Regions from separate parts of the Homo sapiens genome. Here region 1 is linked to region 2. A link is an interaction called in ENCODE POLR2A ChIA-PET data of the cell type or tissue named here. Cell type or tissue: HepG2. All regions are shown on one strand. Each heading gives the region's core, and the rest is flanking DNA. Links, peaks and the distances in the headings are about the cores only. Region 1 overlaps GOLPH3 (golgi phosphoprotein 3). Region 2 has its middle 43 kb from the start of GOLPH3.

What was found. Peaks named below come from ENCODE experiments on the same cell type or tissue, not always from the same donor. Only the 100,000 strongest peaks of a DNase experiment are listed, where the experiment ranks them.
Region 1: POLR2A ChIA-PET joins it to region 2 with 6 read pairs; 3 of 35 experiments call an interaction of 5 or more read pairs at or near these places.

What each region holds. Positions count from the first base shown.
Region 1 is chr5:32,138,213-32,143,587 of GRCh38, forward strand. All of the region lies in intron 2 of GOLPH3 (golgi phosphoprotein 3), which reads right to left. Among named protein-coding and RNA genes, the nearest start is that of GOLPH3, 33 kb to the right of the region's middle. In HepG2, for the core only: no CTCF peak of the experiment used is centred there; no DNase peak of the experiment used is centred there.
Region 2 is chr5:32,214,595-32,219,969 of GRCh38, forward strand. No RefSeq gene overlaps it. Among named protein-coding and RNA genes, the nearest start is that of GOLPH3, 43 kb to the left of the region's middle. In HepG2, for the core only: no CTCF peak of the experiment used is centred there; a DNase peak (open chromatin) is centred at 3,387.

The DNA.
Region 1 (5,375 bases), core at 93-5,092, 77 kb before region 2:
ACTTTTAAAATGCTGAGAGTCCTCTCTTAAACTTGTCCTCAAAGTGTCCTTTACTTTGTCAATCTTATAAAAAATTAAAAATATATACATACAGTATCTATCTCTGTGACATCATGACCAGCAGAAATATAAAAACCACAGTACAAGTCACAAATCTATTCTTCAATTTTATTTTATTTTATTATTATTATACTTTAAGTTTTAGGGTACATGTGTACAACGTGCAGGTTTGTTACGTATATATACATGAGCCATGTTGGTGTGCTGCACCCATTAACTCGTCATTTAGCATTAGGTATATCTCCTAATGCTATCCCTCCCCGCTCTTAAATTTTCTAGTAGTTATATTTTAAAAGAAAAAAAGGCAAAATTAATTTTAATATTTTGATTTAACCAAATACAACCAAAATATTAACATGTAATAAGTATTTTTAAATTGAGGTACTTAATATATTTTTCCATACTAAGACCAAAAATCCAGTGTATCCAGTGTATGTTTTTACTAACACCATGTGTCAATGTGCAGTAGCCAAACTTCAAGTGCTTAAGTGTCTGGCTCATAGATGTATGTAGCTAGTAGCTACCATATTGAACATACAGATCATTTTCATCATCAAAGTTCCATCAAACAGTGCTATTCTAGACCATGCTTTCAGTGAAGGGTGAGAGAGCACAAGAAAATAAAGAAAGCAGAGCCTCAGGAGAAAAAGTTACATCTAAATATGGTGGCCATTGCCACCACTTCTTACGTCCCACTCATTCTTTATATTTATTGCAATTTGGCCTCAAAGCTCGCCCACGCACATCCGTTTGCAACGGATCTTATGTCAGGGACACCAGAGCCTGGGTATAGTGAATCACTTTTTCTTATGAAGTTCTGTCCTCTAAATCTTTCTGAAATGTTTCACTTTTCTCCATCATCTTGCCAATATAGTCGGCCTTCCATATCTATAGATTCAACCAATTGAGGATCAAAAATATCCAGGAAAAATAATACAAATTTTAAAATGCAGTATAACAATTGTTTATACAGCATTTACATTGTATTAGGTATTGTAAGTAATCTGGGGGTGACATAAAGTATAGAAGAGGATGTGCATAGGTTATATGCAAACACTACAACATTTTATATAAGAAACTTGAGCATCCAGATTTTGATATTTGAGGGGAGTCCTAGAACCAATCGCCCACAGATACTGAGGAACAACTATATTCTAGTCTGCCTAATCTGGCTGTTTTTCACTTGGATTAATTTAAGCCTCTTAACTAATTTCCCTAAACAAGTTTTAGCCTTTTCAATCCATTCTCCTCACTGATCTTTCTAACAGACAAATCTTACCATGGCATTCCACTGCTTCTGCTTACAACTTTTCAATGACTCGAGTTAGTTCTAAATTCCTTTCAAAAATTCAGTAGTAAGTGTGGTTCACAAATAAATATGTTCTATCCAAACATATCATTTTTATTTAGCTTCTTTTTTTGGGGGGACGGGAACCATTCCTAAATATAAACAGACAATCACGGATAACGTGAAAGAAAGCTTCCAACACAGAAGAGATCAAAAAGAGAAAATAAGAACTCTGAAGAAACAGATATAATACAGATAAAGGAAATTTTCAAAAGAGGTGTGATACCCTCAGAAATCTAAAAGAAGGTATTACATCCATAAAACAAACTACGATTTTTAAAAAGGAAGCTCATGGAAATCAAAAACAGGAGAGTCACAATAAAATCTCAACAGAAAGGTTAGAAGACAACTCTTTAAGAGTAGCCAAGAAGTCCGTATCCAATTTACAGAGTTCTAGAAAAAGAGGGCAAAAGATATCAGAAATACAAGTTTTCAAAACCAAAATATACACATTTCTAGACTGAAAAAATTAATGCATAATGAATTTAAAATGACCCACATTAAGGCATATCGTACAATTTCAGAAAACCAACAAGGATAACAGAAGATCCCAAATGCTTCTAGAGGAAAAAAAAAAAATAAGATTGAAAAAACAGAAGGAGGCCCGGCACAGTGGCTCACGTCTGTAATCCCAGCTCTTTGGGAGGACAAGGCACGAGGATCACTTGAACCCAAGCGTTCAAGACCAGCCTGGGCAATAAAGTAAGACCTTATCTCTAACAAAAATAAAACAACAAAAAAAATTAGCCAGGAGGCTGGGCACAGTGGCTTACGCCTATAATCCCAGCACTTTGGGAGGCAGGTGGATCATTTGGGGTCAGGAGTTCAATACCAGCCTGACCAATATGGTGAAACCCCATCTCTACTAAACATATAAAAAAAAAAAAAATTAGCCGGGTGTGGTGGTGCATGCCTGTAGTCCCAGCTACTAGGGAGGCTGAGGCAGGAGAATCGCTTGAGGCTGATAGGGAGGCGGAGGTTACAGTGAGCTGAGATGGCACCAACTGCACTCCAGCCTGGGTGATAGAGTGACACTCAGTCTCAGAAAAAAAAAAAAAAAATTAGCCAGACATGGTGGCATATACCTATGTAGTCCCAGCTACTTGGAAAGCAGAGGTTGCAGTGAACCAAGATCATACCAACCACCCTCCTGCCCAGGCAATGGAGTGAGACTCTGTCTCCAAAAAAAAAAAAAAAAAGGAAAAGAAAATCAGAAGGGCACCAGACTTTACCGCAACTCTGTATACTAGAAAACAGTGGGCTGGGCATGATAGCTCACGCCTGTAATCCTTGCACTTTGGGAGGCCCAAGGCGAGCGGATCACTTGAGCCCAGGAGTTCGAGAGCAGCCCAGGCAACATAGCAAAACCCCATCTCTACAAAACATACAAAAATTAGCTGGGTGTGGCAGCACACGCCTGTAGTACCAGCTACTTGGGAGGCTGAGGCACGTAAATCACTTGAACCAGGGAAGCAGAGGTTGCAGTGAGCCGAGATCACGCCACTGCACTCCAGCCTGGGTGACAGAGCAAGACTCAGTCTCAAAAAAAAAAAAAAAAAAGATACATGAATGGTGTTCTTTCCTACAGAACTATTATTCTCTATAGCTTATTAATCAAGATGCATTCCGCTCTGATCTAAAACTTTTAGATTCATTAGGACACTGATTTAGGAAAAAAACTAGTTTTGAAACACCATGCTCAAGAAACACAACAACAAACTGGAAGAAAAACAGTATTAAATATTTGAGATTGAGGTTGAAGTTAAATTTCTAAAAACTAGCCAATATTACCTCTATTAAGAGAAGCACCTACACAGACCTTCAACAGACAGGTATCTGAAAAGTATTCATAATCTGATGAAAAGATCAATAGCCTATGCGTAAATTGCACAATAACACTTCTGAGTTTTTAATGTCAAGTCTTTCAAAATTATGGCTTTTAAAAGCTGCAAATGACTCTCCCTCTCCCTCTCCCTCTCCCCACGGTCTCCCTCCTCTCCCTCTCTTTCCACGGTCTCCCTCTGATGCCGAGCCAAAGCTGGACGGTACTGCTGCCATCTCGGCTCACTGCAACCTCCCTGCCTGATTCTCCTGCCTCAGCTAGCCGAGTGCCTGCGATTGCAGGCGCGCGCCGCCACGCCTGACTGGTTTTCGTATTTTTTTGGTGGAGACGGGGATTCGCTGTGTTGGCCGGGCTGGTCTCCAGCTCCTAACCGCGAGTGATCCGCCAGCCTCGGCCTCCCGAGGTGCCGGGATTGCAGACGGAGTCTCGTTCACTCAGTGCTCAAAATGGTGCCCAGGCTGGAGCGCAGTGGCGTGATCTCGGCTCGCTACAACCTCCACCTCCCAGCAGCCTGCCTTGGCCTCCCAAAGTGCCGAGACTGCAGCCTCTGCCCGGCCGCCACCCCGTCTGGGAAGTGAGGAGCGTCTCCGCCTGGCTGCCCATCGTCTGGGATGTGAGGAGCCCCTCTGCCTGGCTGCCCAGTCTGGAAAGTGAGGAGCGTCTCTGCCCGGCCGCCATCCCATCTAGGAAGTGAGGAGCGCCTCTTCCCGGCCGCCATCACATCTGGGAAGTGAGGAGCGTCTCTGCCCGGCCGCCCATCGTCTGAGATGCGGGGAGCACCTCTGCCCTGCCGCCCCGTCCGGGATGTGAGGAGCATCTCTGCCCGGACGCCCCGTCTGAGAAATGAGGAGACCCTCTGCCTGGCAACCGCCCCGTCTGAGAAGTGAGGAGCCCCTCCGCCCGGCAGCCGCCCCGTCTGAGAAGTGAGGAGCCCCTCCGCCCAGCAGCCACCCCGTCCGGGAAGTGAGGAGCGTCTCCGCCCGGCAGCCACCTCGTCCGGGAGGGAGGTGGGGGGGTCAGCCCCCCACCCAGCCAGCCGCCCCGTCCGGGAGGTGAGGGGCGCCTCTGCCCGGCCGCCCCTACTGGGAAGTGAGGAGCCACTCTGCCCGGCCAGCCGCCCTGTCCGGGAGGGAGGTGGGGGGGTCAGCCCCCTGCCCGGCCAGCCGCCCCGTCCGGGAGGGAGGTGGGGGGGTCAGCCCCCAAGCCCGGCCAGCCGCCCCGTCCGGGAGGGAGGTGGGGGGATCAGCCCCCCGCCTGGCCAGCCGCCCCGTCCGGGAGGTGAGGGGCGCCTCTGCCCGGCCGCCCCTACTGGGAAGTGAGGAGCCCCTCTGTCCGGCCAGCTGCCCCGTCCAGGAGGGAGGTGGGGGGGGTCAGCCCCCCGCCCGGCCAGCCGCCCCGTCCGGGAGGTGAGGGGCGCCTCTGCCCGGCCGCGCCTACTGGGAAGTGAGGAGCCCCTCTGCCCGGCCACCACCCCGTCTGGGAGGTGTACCCAACAGCTCACTGAGAACGGGCCATGATGACAAGGGCGGTTTTGTGGAATAGAAAGTGGGGAAAGGTGGGGAAAAGATTGAGAAATCGGATGGTTGCCGTGTCTGTGTAGAAAGAGGTAGACATGGGAGACTTTTCATTTTGTTCTACACTAAGAAAAATTCTTCTGCCTTGGGATCCTGTTGATCGGTGACCTTAAACCCAACCCTGTGCTCTCTGAAACATGTGCTGTATCCACTCAGGGTTGAATGGATTAAGGGCGGTGCAAGATGTGCTTTGTTAAACAGATGCTTGAAGGCAGCATGCTCCTTAAGAGTCATCACCACTCCCTAATCTCAAGTACCCAGGGACACAAACACTGCGGAAGGCCGCAGGGTCCTCTGCCTAGGAAAACCAGAGACCTTTGTTCACTTGTTTATCTGCTGACCTTCCCTCCACTATTGTCCTGTGACCCTGCCAAATCCCCCTCTGCGAGAAACACCCAAGAATGATCAATAAAAAATAATAATAATAAAATAAAATTAAAAATAAATAAATAAATAAAAGCTGCAAATGAAGTCTAGAATCTTTCTGAATTTGTAAGATCCAGTGGCCGGTTACCTTAACAATCAATTACATTACTCATTGTAGGTGAAA
Region 2 (5,375 bases), core at 311-5,310:
GTATATGTGCCACATTTTCTTTATCCAGTCTATCATGATAGGCATTTGGGTTAGTTCTAAGTCTTTGCTATTATAAATAGTGCTGCAATAAACTAGATACAATATTTATAATAAAACTAGTATTATGTTAATATAAAAGTTGAGATAAAGTACAAGGTCAAAGCCAAGGTCTGATTACATTGCTTTACCATGAGACCCCCTTCACTTCCCTGAAAACTGATGCTGAACAATGCACCATAGCTTCTATCCTTGGGTTCCTTTCTCAAGCTTTTTCTAATCATTGCTTTTCTTATGTGGAAGCAGGCAGGGGCCTAGTGATGAAGGGTCCTATTAGGCTGGGACCTGAGGGGCTGAGGAGTCACATTTATCCTAAGGGCAACTAGAGGCCTTAAAGAATTGTATGTAAGTGGCATGATCTGGTTGGCATTTTAGAAAGATTCTGGCTGCAAAGTGGGGCTCAGATTGGAGAGAAACAGGAAGGATGCAATCAGAGAAGTTGATAGAGGAGTCCAGGTGACAGCACAGGACGGCAGGGCGCAGGGTGGTGACAGTGGGATGGAGAGAAGTGGAAGGACTCAAGACAGGCAGCAGGTGGACTCAGTGGACCTTGGGGGTCAATTAGGGCTAGGGAGTGAGGGGAAACAAGACATCTAGAATAGTTCCCAGATCTCTAGTTTAGACAACTGAGCAAACGGCACACACATTTTATAAGACACAGAGTTCTGAAGGAGAAGCCAGTTTGGAGAGAATAAAATGAGTTTAATTTTGGATGTGTTGAGTTTGCAGTGCTTTTAGACATTTGAGTCTTGTGATATGGGTCGAAGCAGGAGATGAGATTTGTTGGTCATCTGTGTATAGGCAGGAGGTAAGAATTTAGAGGTCATTTGTGCACACGAGGTAATGAAGGCCACCTCCCCCAGGAAGAGGGTTAAGAGTGAACACAGCCAGGCGGGGTGGCTCACGCCTGTAATCCCAGCACTTTGGGAGGCTGAGGCAGGTGGATCACCTGAGGTTGGGGGGAGTTCAAGACCAGCCTGACCAACATGGAGAAACCCTGTCTCTACTAAAAATACAAAATTAGCTGGGTGTGGTGGCGCATCCCTGTAATCCCAGCTACTTGGGAGGCTGAGGCAAGAGAATCACTTGAACCTGGGGGGCAAAGGTTGCGGTGACCTGAGATGGCACCACTGCACTACAGCCTGGGCAACAAGAGCGAAACTCTGTCTCAAAAAAAAAAAAATAAATAAAGAGTGAACAGAGACCGACGGAGGGCAGGAGAAAGACCATTCTCCCAGGGAGGCCGAGAAGGAGCAGCCAAAGGGACGGAAAGGAAACCAGGAAGTACAAGATCATGGAGATCAGGAGAAGAGAGGCGTTCAAGAAGGCAGTGGCCCACAGAGCTGGCCACAGAGGGAGCCAAGCTGGGTCTGACAGACGTTGACAGGAGCCTTCCCGTGTCTATTCTCTTCTTCCTGGTTTGTCACACTCAGTTCTAATTGACAGAAAAGCTGAGAACTTGTCCTGAACACTGTCCTTTGGGTTTGGTGGCCTGGAGTGGACTGACAAGTGAGTGTGACATGGGGCAGTGAAAACCCAAATGAAGGTGACTGTTTAAGGCACCCCCAGCCCGTGGCCTATTAGGGACTGGGCTGCACAGCAGGAGGTGAGGGGAGGGTGATGGAGCATTACTGCCTGAGCTCCGCCTCCTGTCGGATCAGCAGCAGCATTAGATTCTCTTAGGAGCGGGAACCCTATTGTCAACTGTGCATGCGAGGGATCTAGGTTGCACGCTCCTTATGAGAATCTTAACTAATGATTCTCTGATGATCTGAGGTGGAACAGTTTCATCCTGAAACCATCCAACCCAACCCCTGCTCCTCCTTGGTCTGTGGAAATATTGTCTTCTGAGAAATCAGTCTGTGGTGCCAGAAAGGTTGGGGACCACTGCTTTAAGGAGTTTGGCTGGCCAGGCGCAATGGTGCGTGTCTGTAGTCCCACCTACTCAGGAGGCTGGGAAGATCCCTTGAGCCCAAGAGTTCAAGTACAGCCTGGGCAACATAGCAAGACCCCATCTCTAAAAATAAACACATAAAAATATTATTATTATTATTTTTTGAGATGGAGTTTCACTCTCATTGCCCAGGCTTGAGTGCAGTGACGCAATCTTGGCTCACTGTAACCTCCACCCACTAGGTTCAAGCAATTCTCCTGCCTCAGCCTCCCACGTAGCTGAGATTACAGGCATGCACCACTAAACCTGGCTAATTTTGTATTTTTAGTGGAGACAGGGTTTCACCATGTTGGCCAGGCTGGTCTCGAACTCCGGACCTCAAGTGATCCACCAGCCTCAGCCTCCCAAAGTGCTGGGATTACAGGCATGAGGCACTGCATCTGGCTAGATTATTCTTAAAATAAATAAATAAATAAATAAATAATAAGTCTGTCAGGCTGATAAAGACAGGGAATAGGGGTGGGGAGTGTAGCTTGAAGAGGAAGGTAGGATCCAGGCATTCATTTTGTTTTGAGATAGGCTAGACCAGGGCACATTGAACGGGCGGGGTCTGTAGAGACCAAAGGACTGGGAGACAGAACATAATAGAAAGCAAAAGGTTCCTGAGGGATAATGGAGGGGGGGATTGGGAGGGTGGGGGGCACAGGTATAGGGCCTGGGTGTGGGGAGAAGGAGGCCGAGACTTCCCCCGGAACAGGTGGGACTGCGGGAGAATGGTGGGCCATGGGGCCATGGAGCCTGGACTGGTGCGGAGAGAGGAGCAGGAGACACAGCCTCCCTTGACAGTGCTCGGTTAGATCCGCAGGGCTCGGGAGGAGTTTCTTTCCTATCCTCTTTATTAATAAAACTGCCCTTTTATCTATTTTTTATTGGTTTTTATTTTGGGAGACAGGGTTTTGCTTTGTCCCCCAGGCTGGAGTGCAGTGGTGCGATCTCTGTGCACTGCAGCCTCGATCTCCTGGACTCAAGCAGTCCTCCCACCTCACAGTTCCCGGAGTAGCTGGGACTACAGGCCTGCACCACCACACCCAGCTAATTTTGTTTTTGTTTTTGTAGCGATGGGGGTCCCGCTATGTTGCCTAGGCTGGTCTCGAACTCCTGGCCTTCGTCAATCCTCCCCACTCGGCCTCTCAAAGTGCTGGAATTACAGGCATGAGCCACCATGCCCAGCCCAAACTGCCCTTTTTATCTCTGGTGATGGCTCTATCCACAAATATTAAAGATGATTTTTTATAATAATATAACAAATCTCGAACCTAATGGTTTAAATTCAACCTCCTGAATTAGCTTCTTCAGCATGTATTTACTGAGTGAAAAGTAGACAGCAGGGCTACCACGCCGGGGCAATCACTTCTGTGTCCTACAGTAGGTCCCTAGTTAAAATGAGTATTTGGCCAGCAGCCAAAATGGAAAGAGAGGCCTCAAAGAAACTTGCAGCTGCGGGACAACTTCTCTCTCCCCAGCCTGTCCTTTCTGAGAGCCACGAATACCTTCAACCACCTGATTTAAGTAGAGGAATACCCAAAAAGGCGAGCCGTTGGGGCCTAACCACAGAACTACATCTCTGAACAGAGCAGCCATGGCTGTCGCGCTGGAATTCACGCGTCTAAGCTGCTCTTTGTCTTGACAATTTGGCTTCTTTCTGCTTGAGTCAGTCCAGAATAAGTTCTCCTTGTGCCTAGAACACACTGAGCCCTTATTCCCTGGCATGTGCTATGTTATTACGAAGAAAACCAGCAAGTTTTGAATCTGCTCGCACAGTAGAACTATGCATCAAACTGGTTATGCAAAAGGCAGGGAAGGGTATGTGTTACGTTACATTTTTCTTACCACCTGCCATAAACAGAGGCTGTTTAATTTCTTGGCTTTTCACTCATTTTTTTTAAAAAAATCACGAAACATTTCTTTCCTGAATAGTGTTCTGCAGTGTGAACGATTTTGGGCGGGGGGTGCACATTTGAGAATGTTACTGTACTTCAAAGGCTTGGCAGGACTTCTTGAACTGAGATGAATGGAGAGGTGCTCTGTATATTCAAGGCACTGTGTGGGTTTTTTTTTTTTAATTTTATAAAAACTCCACATTAAGGATTGAATCACATAATCATCTAGTTAGTTTTGCCATTTCCTGTGAGGCAAGGGGCGGTGTGGGTCAAATCTTCAAGAGTTCTGGAAAATCAGCCCCATACCCAGAAGCCCCAAGACAGGATGAAACTCGATTCCCTGGTAGAAATAGGAAGGGCAATTTAGACATGGCCCCCAGGCTTTGCGAATCTAAAAATTATTCCCCTTCGTAAAGGGGAGGCACAGGCAGGACTGGGGAGAAATCAGGCAGTTTCTGTTGAGGTAGGAGGGAGCTGAAAGCATTAGTGAGGAATGGGCTTGAGACAAGACTGTCACAATTCCCTGCACGTGCCCTTTGAGAAGCTATGGAAAAATGCACTAGAGGCTGGGCGCGGGGGCTCACGCCTGTGATCCCAGCCCTTTGGGAGGCCGAGGAGGGGGCTATTGCTTGACCTCAGGAGTTCAAGACCAGCCTGGGCAACATGGTGAAACCCTGTCTCTACCAAAAATACTAAAACGAGCCAGGCGTGCTGGTGCGCGCCTGTAGTCCCAGCTATTCAGGAGGCTGAGGTAGGAGGATCGCTGGAGCCTGGGAAGTTGAGGCTGCAGTGAGCCCTGATTGTACCACTGCAATCCAGCCTGGGTGCCAGAGCAAAAAAATAAATAAAAATAAAAATAAATAAATAAATAAATAAATGTATTAGAACTCCACCTCAATTCAGAGCAATTTCCATGAGACAATGCAGACTGAGAAAAGCAAGATAAAGAGATGTGGTGTAAACAATATCCCAGTCCCACCTCAAATTCATATGTTTAATTTGAACCACATGAAAATGTCATTTTTGTAGTAAAGAGTGGTCAAATGTTGGCAGTGTCGTATTGGTTCAAAATGGTTAAATGTTGGGAATCTAATATATATATATATATATATATTTTTTTTTTTTGGAAGTGGAGTCTCGCTGTGTTGCCCAGGCTGGAGTGCAGTGGTGCAATCCTGGCTCACTGCAACTGAGTAGCTGGGACTGCAGGAAGGCACGCACCACCACGCCTGGCTAATTTTTTTTTTTTTTTTTTGAGACAGAGTCTCACTCTGTCACCCAGGCTGGAGTGCAGTGGCACCATATTGGCTCACTGCAACCTCCGTCTCCTGGGTTCAAGCAATTCTCCTGCTTCAGCCTCCGGAGTAGCTGGGATTAAAGACACCCACCACCACGCCCGGCTAATCTTTTTATATTTTTAGTAGAGACGGGGTTTCACCATGTTGGCCAGGCTGATCTCAAACTCCTGACTTCAGGTTATCCAC